2 separate regions of the Homo sapiens genome follow, and region 1 is linked to region 2. A link is an interaction called in ENCODE POLR2A ChIA-PET data of the cell type or tissue named here. Cell type or tissue: GM12878. All regions are shown on one strand.

Region 1 (2,500 bases), 480 kb after region 2:
CATGTTTCTGTATTTTCCTAATTTCCTATGACAAGTATGTGTTACTTTTATAATTAAATTAAAAAACTGTAAGGTGAAAAATGTAAGATTGTTATAAGTATGCTGGCACCCAGTGATGGTAATATTTATCTTCAAATATACCTTAAGCTAAAATGTATCTTTCTAATGAAATTTTAGTTTTTAAATGTTCCTTTATAACTTTTCTTTCAATATTTTATCTATAATTAGCTTCCTGGTTTTAAAATTTCACATTTAAGGAACAACTTTCAAATATGTGCCTATGTATTCAGAGATATTTACAGTGCTTTTGTACATTATGTCATTTAATCCAGACAGTAATCCCATGAGGTTGGTGTTGTTATCACCTTTTTACAGAGGAAAAGCAAGGTTCAGAGATATTAAGGAACCAAAATCACAGTTAGTGGGTAGCAGAGACAGAGCTCCAATACAATTTTTTCAAAACTGGAAATTCAGAGTTTCCTGCATTTCACAATGGTGCCTGTTATGTAGCTCTGAAATGATTCCAAACACTTACATAGATTGCTACGTGTGACATATGTTTTGCTGTGATAAGAACATGGAGTGTAATCCCCCTCCACATGGGAATGTTACGTTGCGATGTTATAGGACCAACAGATTCATATGCCTGCTGTGCAGTGACAGACAGGTACAGAGATAGCAGGGTTTGCAGCAGAGAAAGAGTGTAATGATCACAGGGCACCAAGCAAGGGGATGGGAGGAGACCCTTAAATCCATCTCTCCGAGAAGTTTCTAGCTGACGTTTTTCAGGGGGTCATGGAGGGTGAGGGGCTGGGAAATTGGGGTCATTGTTTTGTCAGGTAATGGGGATGAAATCATCAGGATGTGGAAACTGCATTCTTTGGTGAGTCATCTCTTCATGGGGTCCTTCAGACCAGGTGATGTCAGTAGTTTCACTGGTATACAAAACCTGAAAGAGCAAATGAAAACCTCAAATGGAAAACTTAACATTTTATAATGTTTAAATTGTTCTCTATAGAGCAGTTAAGGGGAACTATAATCTTGTAACAGGGTCTATGTGATTCTAAGGCAAGAGGCACAAAACAACTATGAGGGAGTGGGTCAGAGAGCAGGCTGACCTAGCGATTAATGCTGCATGTGCTGCAAGCTTGGTATATTTTTGTTTCTTCCTCTCACTTCTTCCATGATTAATTTATAAAGTTTACAGGGACGGTTTCAATACCTTATCAGACTAGATATATGAGTTATTGGCCTCAACTACTGGACTCCAAAATACATATAAACCCAAGAATTTTAATTAAGAACAATTTTTTTTGACATAGGGTCTCATTCTGTTGCCCAGGCTGGAGCAGAGTGGCACGATCATGGCTCACTGCAGCCTCTACCTCTTGGGCTTACGTAATCCTCCCCCTTCAGCCTCCCAGGTAGCTTGGACTATAGGCACATGCTGCCACGCCTGGCTAAATTTTGTATTTTTTTGTAGAGACGAGGTTTCACCATGTTTGCCAGGCTGGTGTCAAACTCCTGGGCTCAAGCGACTTGCCCACCTTGGCCTCCCAAAGTGCTGGGATTGCAGGCATGAGCCACCACGCCCAGCCGAACCCAAGATTTTGACAGAAAGATTGAGAGCTTAGGTGATGGGTGCCAGAGCTACTCTCTGCCAACCTCCCCACCAACACCAGCATCACTCACTAGCAGTGAGGGGCCTTGTGTGTCACCACGGATTTCCGCCATGTTGGTCAAATCATCTCTTCTGAAAGCCTCCCCTGTAAAGGTATACCTCAAACTTCTATTAGACTTTACATCCTTTACATCCGCAGAGGCCTGCTTCCATCCTAAGTAATTATATTCCTTTTTTTTTTTTTTTTTTTTTTTTTGAGACGCAGTCCTGCTCTGTTGCCCAGGCTGGAGTGCAGTGGCATGATCTTGGCTCACTGCCACCTCCACCTCCTGGGTTCAAGCAATTTTCCTGTTTCAGCCTCCCGAGCAGCTGGGACTACAGGCACAAGCCACCAAGCCCAGCTGATTTTTTCGTATTTTTAGTAGAGGTGGGGTTTCACCATATTGGTCATGCTGGTCTCGAACTCCTGACCTCAGGTGATCCACCCGCCTTGGCCTCCCAAAATACTGGGGTTACAGGCATAAGCCACTGCACCCAGCCCCTAAGTAACTAAATTCTAATAATTGGATTCTAAAGAAAATCAGAACTCGTTCACTATGTGACTAATGTACTTCATTTATGGAGTGCATTCCTGTGAGATTTGTTGTCATTATTCTCCCCCTCTTTAAGCATTGTAAAAAAAATCTGTTTGTATGTCAATAACCCATGTGATTCATGAAATCATATTCTGATCCTCTTGTTTTAACCACACAAAGTAGTGGCTTGCTAGCATTATTTATATCCCAATGTGCCCTAGACATTTCAATCAAGCAGAGATGTTTGGATCAGCATGGTATAAGTACACGTGTTCTCAAATTTATTTTCACTGTTGCTTCCTAT
Region 2 (2,500 bases):
AACAGGTACTCATTTTTATTTTTCATCAAAGACTGCTATATTTGTTTCAGAAATAGTCCAGTTGCTAACAGTGAGTAGGCATTTGTGTAAGGTTGTAAAAAAGAAATGTTTTGAAATGAATCTCTATTATGACTACAGAAAAGACAATCAGATTAATTATGTTCATGGACAGCGTTTTACTGATAATGATTTCCAAAATTGGCTCATCAACAGAGTCACCTTTTTGAAAATAGAGACCTGGATGGGTGCGGTGGCACACCCCTGTAATCCTAGCACTTTGGGAGGCCGAGGCAGGTGTTCGAAACCAGCCTGACCAATATGGTGAAACCCTGTCTCTATTAAAATTAAAAAAAAAAAAATTAGCCAGGCATGGTGGCGGGCACCTATAATCCCAGCTACTCAGGAGGCTGAGGCAGGAGAATCGCTTGAACCTGGGAGGCAGAGGGAGGTTGGAGGTTGCAGTGAGCCGAGATTGCACCACTGCACTCCAGCTTGGGCAACAAGAGCGAAACTCTGTCTCAAAAAAAAAAAAGAAAAGAAAAAAAGGAAGAAAGAAAATAGAGTCCTATGTTCCACTTGGTCAGAATATCCATAAGTGAGGCTGAGGTCGCTAGAGAAATTTTTGAAAAGTGCCTTAGGAACGCTAGTAATCAGAGTTTGGGACTTATTGGTGCAGACTGTATAGAGGGACATTTAACACTGAAATTTGATTTTGGGTGAAAAAAGTAATTTTTTTCCCTAAAAACCATAGTCTTGAGTTATTAAAATGTACAAACAGATTTTATTTATTTTATAAGCTTTTCTGACTTTGAAAGTCTTTTCAAATCAGTAAAATATTTTAGTCTCAGCAAAACTATTATATTCTATACTTTGGCTATTAAGTATTAGCAGACAAGCTGCTGGAAAAGTTAAATCTTTAAAAAGTTTGCAATTTGTGCTGCAAATGCTAAACCTATGTTTTTATCTTCCCTATATATACCGATGTTTTTATCCTCCTTCCTGAGAAGGTATGCTGTTTGAACAGACAAAAATACAGATACTGCCTAGCCAACACTAAAAATAGGAACATGTCTGAAATTCACATACTCATATGCCTCCCTGCACTTCCTGTACCCACCTACTGCTTTCTCTAGTTTCTATCCCTGGCTGCGGAACCAGCCCATCCCTTTCCTAAAGAGGCTTCTCTGTTGCTACATATCAATGCAGAAACCATTGACGTGCTTCTGTGTCAGCAATAATGCTCTGTCTTTCCTACCTCATTCAAGGATCCCAGGATTCTTTTTGAACAAGAAAGAAAGGTTTATTAGTCCTCCCCACACTTCAATGCGGCAAGGAGTCAGTATTATTTTGAATGAGGCCCAGAATGAACTCAGCAGATTCATAGAACTGGTCAGAGTGGCAGGTGAATCAAAAGTTGAGTTACAGGCCAGGTGTGGTGGCTCATGCCTGTAATCCCAGCCCTTTGGGAGGCTGAGGTGGGAGGATTGCTTGAGTCCAGGAGTTAGAGACCAGCCTGGGCAACATAGTGAAAACTTGTCTCTGAAACAACAACAACAAAAATTAAAAAATTAGCTGAGCATGGTGGCACTTACCTGTAGTCTTAGCTACTCAGGAGGCTGAGGTGGGAGGATTGCTTGAGCCCAGGAGGTTGAAGCTGCAGTGAGCCATGCTCACACCACTGCAGAGTGAGATCCTGTCTCAAAAAATAAATAAATAAAAGTTGAGTTACAAATTTGTTTCTATTGGTTTTTTTTTTTTTTTAGACGGAGTTTCCCTCTTGTTGCCCAGGCTGGAGTGCAATGGCATGGTCTTGGCTCACCTCAACCTCCGCCTCCCGGGTTCAAGCAATTCTCCTGCCTCAGCCTCCCGAGTAGCTAGGATTACAGGCATGCACCACCATGCCCGGCTAATTGTATATTTTCATTAGAGATGGGGTTTCTCCATGTTGGTCAGGCTGGTCTCCAACTCCCGACCTCAGGTGATGTGCCCGCCTTGGCCTCCCAAAGTGCTGGGATTACAGGCATGAGCCACTGCACCTGGCCTCTATTGCTTCATTTATTTATTTATTTATTTTAATTCAAGAAGAAAAATCAGCCTTATGTCTGCCAGTTTCTATTCTATTTAGCAGATTTCTCTTTGCTTTGTTCTAAATATACATAATTACTTTTTCATTTTCATACTCATTCTGAGAAATCTGAATTAATAATTATTTACTGAGTGCAATATCAGCTAGCTATTGCTGCATAACAAATTTAGCTGGTTAAAACAGCAAGTACTTATTTCACTCATAATTCTGCAGGCTGGTTGTGTAGCTTTTCTCTAGGTTTGCTTTCCTGTTCTTTGCTGGGCTTGCTTATATTGTCTGTGGTCAGCTGGAGATTTGACTGGAAGCTGGATGGTCTAGGATGGCCTTGCTCACATGTCCGGCCGTTGGCAGGTTGTTGGTTAGGAGCTGGCTGGCAGGGACACTTCATACTTTCTCCTTTCATCTTTCAGCATG

Evidence for each region. Peaks named below come from ENCODE experiments on the same cell type or tissue, not always from the same donor. Only the 100,000 strongest peaks of a DNase experiment are listed, where the experiment ranks them.
Region 1: POLR2A ChIA-PET joins it to region 2 with 7 read pairs; 2 of 35 experiments call an interaction of 5 or more read pairs at or near these places.

What each region holds. Positions count from the first base shown.
Region 1 is chr12:76,635,701-76,638,200 of GRCh38, forward strand. It overlaps LOC105369851 (a long non-coding RNA gene), which reads right to left. Exons shown (of 2, transcript XR_945115.3): 2 at 419-949. Among named protein-coding and RNA genes, the nearest start is that of OSBPL8, 77 kb to the left of the region's middle. RefSeq lists an enhancer at 467-1,666. In GM12878, no CTCF peak of the experiment used is centred here; no DNase peak of the experiment used is centred here.
Region 2 is chr12:76,151,234-76,153,733 of GRCh38, forward strand. No RefSeq gene overlaps it. Among named protein-coding and RNA genes, the nearest start is that of NAP1L1, 68 kb to the left of the region's middle. In GM12878, no CTCF peak of the experiment used is centred here; a DNase peak (open chromatin) is centred at 1,148.